2 separate regions of the Homo sapiens genome follow, and region 1 is linked to region 2. Evidence: chromatin loops called from intact Hi-C (ENCODE). Cell type or tissue: B cell. All regions are shown on one strand. Each heading gives the region's core, and the rest is flanking DNA. Links, peaks and the distances in the headings are about the cores only. Region 1 overlaps DYRK4 (dual specificity tyrosine phosphorylation regulated kinase 4). Region 2 has its middle 40 kb from the start of KCNA5.

Region 1 (2,919 bases), core at 187-2,686, 420 kb after region 2:
AGCTCAGTTTACCCAAGGACCACAGGGGAGTATTATGTCCTGCCCTCTCACACCAAGACCCAAAGGATAATAGGACTGGTCCCTATTTAGGGCTAGTTAGAGCAGAACTCTAGAAGCACTGGCTCATCTTATTACCTTGGACCGAACGCTGGATGTCCTCACCTGGACTGTTCAGGGAAGATAGCAACTGGACTCTCTGCAGGCCTCAGGCCACCCAGCCTTTTCGGAAAGGCACACCTCCATCACACCATCCCGCCTCAGTCATACTTCACAGGCGATTTTCCTGTTTTCTCAGCTGACTCCTCCTTGTCTCTTCCTGTTTCCCATTTAAAAAAAAAAAAATCCCTAAGTGCCTGGTGGTTGGATGGGCAAATGAAGCTCAGCTTCTGTGATATCAGCTCACAACTTCTTCCTTACAGGCTCTGTCATCCCTTCCCAGAGGCCAGAACTACCAGGAGTTAAAAATAAATGCATTCATGCAGGGAGGGGGTGTGACCAGGAGAAAGAAACAAACTCTTTGGGGATTTTCTGCAGAATGCAACTAGTTAGACAATTAGGCTCAGCAGAGCATCACAAAGAACTGGGAGGGAGGGAGGTGGCTGGGCTCCTAAGGGTCCCCAGCTAAGGGATTAAGCTACCCTGGCTGCTACAGACCTTGAACAAATCACAGCATCTCTCCCACTGCCATTTGAAGCTAAGGGTCTGCCCTTTAAGTCCCTTTGCTGTGCATGAGGGAGCCCAGGATGCCTAGATGGGGAGGAGCCGCCTCCAAATCACACCAACAGCCACAGCTGCACCCCTGAGACCCATTAGTGGGACGAACGTGGCCAGCCTCTTGGGAGGACCAGATTTTCATCTCGTTGATGTAGTAGCCTCCCTGGGGTCCTACCCACCAGCTCTGTCCCTAGTAGAGGTGGAAAGAGGAGGCCCTGCCATCCTTGAGGAAGGGCAAGAGCCTGGGGGTCCAGATAGCTGGAGTCAATTTCTAATGCATTCAGTGCAGGGCCTTGGGGAGATACTTTGTTTTCTGGACTTCTGTTAAATGCACCTTGGTAAATCATGATAATGAATGTGACCTTAGGGCATGTGTAGTATAATGCCCTCATTTTACAGATGGAGAAAGGGAGGCAAACATTATCCAAGTGACTTGTCCAAGATAACACAATTAACAGCAGCAAGCCCGTCTAGAACGTAAGCCCTCTAGCGTCATTTTACTGTCTCATGCTGCCACCCAGTGATCTCCTCTGACCTCTTTGTGTTCTGCCAGGAAACCGGGTGACAAGGGATTATAAAGAACTTCCCCTCCAAAGGTCGCTAATTAAAAGTAAGATCATGCTTTTATTCTGATAGTGCCTGAATTCAGCTGACAATAGAGACATTCAGAAAGCAAGCATTTATTCTATAAATTAGACACTAAATTTCCTATAATATAAAGTGGATTTATGCATCATGTAGGAGGGTTTGAGTAGATAATTTCTAAGGCTCTATTTCTATCGATTTAGATAGAATGCCTTTGCATGCTTTTGTATATGTTATTTCTTCTGCCTGAAATGCCCTCCCTCCAGTCCACATGCAGCCTCCTTGCTTAACTCCAGGGGGAGTGATTCATTTAGATGAAAATATGAATAAAGAGCCCTGTAACTCATGCCATGTGACAGTACTAAAGTGACCGGCATGTCAGTGAAGCATGAAATGGTACGCTGGGCATTAGCCAATGGCTTAAGAAAACTTTGTCTAGACTCTCAGAGAACTGTTTCTACCTGCATGAGAGCACTCCCATGCCTCAGTGTCACTTGGCCATTGTGTGTTTTATTTTTTATTTTTATTTATTTATCATTATTATTATCATGATTATTATTATCATTTTGAGACGGCATCTCGCTCTGTCACCAGGCTGGAGTGCAGTGGTACAATCTCGGCTCACTGCAACCTCCGCCTCCCAGGTTCAAATGATTCTCCTGCCTCAGCCTCTCAAGTAGCTGGGACTACAGGGCACGCCACCACGCTCAGCTAATTTTTGTATTTTTAGTAGAGACGGGGTTTCACCATGTTGGCCAGGATGGTCTCAATCTCTTCACCTCATGATCCACCCACCTCGGCCTCCCAAAGTGCTGGAATTACAGGCATGAGCCACTGCACCCGGCCCATTTGCAGTTTATGTCACACTAGACTGTGAAAGAAGGAGATGTGCATGTCTATTTTTGTATCCCAGCACCAAAAACAATGCTTGGCTCTCAATAATCACGTATGGGATGATTTGTAAAAGAGTTCATCAGTCAAGGGTCATTAGGCCTCACAGGATAGAGAAAAGTACACAGACCTCAGAGTCAGACAGATTTTGACTGGCATTCCTATGCTGCCACTCGCTGGCTGTGTGGCCTTGGCAAACCATTCATACTCTCTCAGACTCAGGCTTTTCCACAAAACAAGACTAGTAAAAAGTTAAAAGATACAAGACAACAAGGTGCTGTGGGTGAGAATTAGCAAAAACTATAAACACCAGAATCAGATCACCCCCAATATTTCCAAATAGTTATATTTCCAAATATAATATCCAAGTATTGGAATTATCAGGTAAAACTTATAAATTAACTACGCATAACTTGCTTAAAGAAATTAAAGAGCCTAAAAATGTGAGTAAAGTGTAAGACTCCATGCAAATAACAGAACAGATTTAAAAATGAACAAATTAGAATTTTCAAAACTAAAAAATATAACAGTTGAAATTAAAAACCAAATGAATGGGCTTAATAACATATTATACATAGCCAGAGGGAGTATGAATGAACTGGAAAAGACAGGTTTGAAGAAATTAACCAGCAATTTCTTCAAAGAGATAAAAAATCTGGTCAGAGATTATAGACGTAGAGGATAAAACAAGGTTTAACATACATTTAATTTGAGTTTCAGAAGAAAAGA
Region 2 (2,919 bases), core at 226-2,725:
CCCCCAAATACGCTTAACCACTCTATTGTTAAATTAAATTAAATTTGGTCTGACAATGCCTCTGCACTTTGAGTCCCTCTTTAATTAACTTCAACCTAACATAGGATGGAAACTAACTGCAAGCCTAACTTAGGAGTATAATTTTATAACAGGTAACTGAGTCTCAGCCAGTCTCAGCAGCTGAGCTTCAGTCAGTTGCAGGGGGCCAACTGATAAGAACATGCTCAAATAAGACAAATGAAGCCATAACCCATCAACTGGTCTCTGCACCTCCCTTCCATTTTCTGTCCATAAATGCTACCTGACCATGTTGCAGCCTGGAGTTCTCTGAACCTATTTGGTCTGAGGACTGACTGATTCATGAATTTTTGTTATTTGCTCAATTAAACTCTATTAAATTTAATCTGTTTAATGTTTTTCTGTTAACATTATTAGACTCCAGGATCCTGGATTCATAAGGGCTAGCCTAGCACTAGGGTCCACAGTGAAACTGGCGGTCACTTCGCTCTCTTTCCTCCACGTAGAAGGTATCTCTCGGTGATGCCCTGCATAGGCTTGGGGGTGTGAGGACACAGGTAATCTGAAGCTGTCCTTCCTACTGCCTTCAATGTGTCTTTTCTTTTTTATTTTATTTCATTTTATTTTATTATTATTATTTCACTTTAAGTTTTAGGGTACATGTGCACAATGTGCAGGTCAGTTACATATGAATACATGTGCCATGCTGGTGTGCTGCACCCATTAACTCGTCATTTAGCATTAGGTATATCTCCTAATGCTATCCCTCCCCCCTCCCCCCACCCCACAACAGTCCCCAGAGTGTGATGTTCCCTTTCCTGTGTCCATGTGTACTCATTGTTCAATTCCCACCTATGAGTGAGAACATGCGGTGTTTGGTTTTTTGTCCTTGTGATAGATTACTGAGAATGATGATTTCCAATTTCATCCATGTCCCTACAAAGGACATGAACTCATTATTTTTATGGCTGCATAGTATTCCATGGTGTATATGTGCCACATTTTCTTAATCCAGTCTATCATTGTTGGACATTTGGGTTGGTTCCAAGTCTTTGCTATTGTGAATAGTGCCGCAAGAAACGTACGTGTGCATGTGTCTTTACAGCAGCATGATTTATAGTCCTTTGGGTATATACCCAGTAATGGGATGGCTGGGTCAAATGGTATTTCTAGTTCTAGATCCCTGAGGAATCGCCACACTGACTAATCAGGTACTGTAATCTATCACCCAGATTCCTGAGCTCTTCTGAAGGTATTTTCGTGCACAGATTGTTGTTCAAATTCATGTTTCAGTGAAGGGGCAAGTGCTGAAAAGTCCTTTTCTGCCATCTTGCCAATGACGTCACTGCCTCATTGCCTGTTTTGATCACTGTCTTGATCTACTTCCTAGAGCCATGCCCACACATAGCAGACACTCCATAAATATTTGTTGAATGAATAAATGAATGAACAAATAAACAGGTGAGTGAAACCCTCTACCCCAGGCCTGGAATGTGTTCTGTGATGACTTCTGTGTGTTGGCCTTGCTTGGGTTTGTGCTGCCTGGTGCTGCTAGGTTTCCAGGTGACCAAATACACACCATCACTCAAAGGCAATTGAATCTGGTTGGCAAGCCTGGCCCGGAGTGGCCAATGCCTTTCCCTCTCTCGCCACTAGAGGACAGAGGCGACCCATGGATTCAGCCAACGCCAGTCAGTTCTGCCACCCGGGCTCCAAAGGCACCTTGGGCTTCCTGATGAACAGAAACTAACTGGCCCTGTTGTGACACCTCTAACTCAGAGGTCGCCACTGAGGTACCAAGTAGAGAAAAGGCATAAAATGCAAGTTCCGTATCCTCACCCAGGGTATGAAGATTGAAACAGGAGTTGTCCTCACTTCCTTGGCTGTCCCTGCAGTGGGGACGCCCAAACTAAGGGCTCCCAGCGCTCTGCGTGTTCTGACCCAGGCAACGTCACCTTTTGGAAAGACAGGCTTGCACCCTGCTCCGCAAAATGAGGAAGGTAAATGTTCCTAACCCAAAAACTGCCTGAAGAAGCAGGCCTGAAGAGTTGAAACAAGAGGAGGGCCTCAGTGCATGCCCAGGAGTGTATGTGAGATACAGGTCAGTCCAGCCAACCTGTCCTGGGTGCTTGCCTACATGTCTCTGCTCAGATGGTCCTCCAGGCACTTCTGCAAAGTGAGTATGATGATTACAAGTTAACACGTTAACTTGTAATGAGTGGTAAACTTGCCCACAGTTACATAGCTGGTGCATGACAAAGCCAGGGCTCTGGCACAGGGTGAACTGGCTTCATGGTTCCTGCAGTTCCCCCCATGGGACCACCAATTATAAGGACACTGGGGCTTTGGAAAATGAGCAAACCCTGGTATTGTGGAAAAGGTAGTGAAGCTCCAGGATGGATCAACACACGTAAAGAACTTCGTTGACTATCACAACTTCTCATTGTATTCTCACAACAAATCTACAAAGAGTGGTGGCTCATTCCCCATTCTGGAGCCGAGGAAAAAAGGCAGGGCCAGATGAAGAAGTGCCTGCCGCGTGCTGACCACAGGCCACTGCATCCCATGACCAGAGGATAAGAGGAGGGGCCACACTGTTCCTCCATCTCCTGATTCCCCTAAAGACCAGCACATGTCCAGGCTCTTCTATTTCTCTGTTACTTCTGTTGCTCTGGTTCCTGCCCTGCAGAGGGGGTGGCCATGACCCCGCTACCCTTCATCCAGCCCTCCAAGATACCCATTAGCCTGCTCCTCTTAGGCCTGATGTGAAAAGTCTGAGATGTAAAAAAAAAACAAGACTGTAACCCTTAAAAAATGTGCACACTCTGCTTCTCTTTTTCAAAGATTTTGGCAAGAATAACATGAGTTTCCATGGGACAAATCACAAGCCTTTTTCTTTTT

What was found. Hi-C counts contacts between places; a loop is a spot of excess contacts. Peaks named below come from ENCODE experiments on the same cell type or tissue, not always from the same donor. Only the 100,000 strongest peaks of a DNase experiment are listed, where the experiment ranks them.
Region 1: it touches region 2 in a loop (32-fold over the local background); 3 of 110 quality-filtered maps call a loop at or near these places.

The regions. Positions count from the first base shown.
Region 1 is chr12:4,578,221-4,581,139 of GRCh38, reverse strand. All of the region lies in intron 2 of DYRK4 (dual specificity tyrosine phosphorylation regulated kinase 4), which reads right to left. Among named protein-coding and RNA genes, the nearest start is that of DYRK4, 17 kb to the right of the region's middle. In B cell, for the core only: no CTCF peak of the experiment used is centred there; a DNase peak (open chromatin) is centred at 1,229.
Region 2 is chr12:5,001,961-5,004,879 of GRCh38, reverse strand. No RefSeq gene overlaps it. Among named protein-coding and RNA genes, the nearest start is that of KCNA5, 40 kb to the left of the region's middle. In B cell, for the core only: CTCF peaks have their summits at 1,467 and 1,672 (motif pointing right); a DNase peak (open chromatin) is centred at 1,679; H3K27me3 peaks cover 475 bases.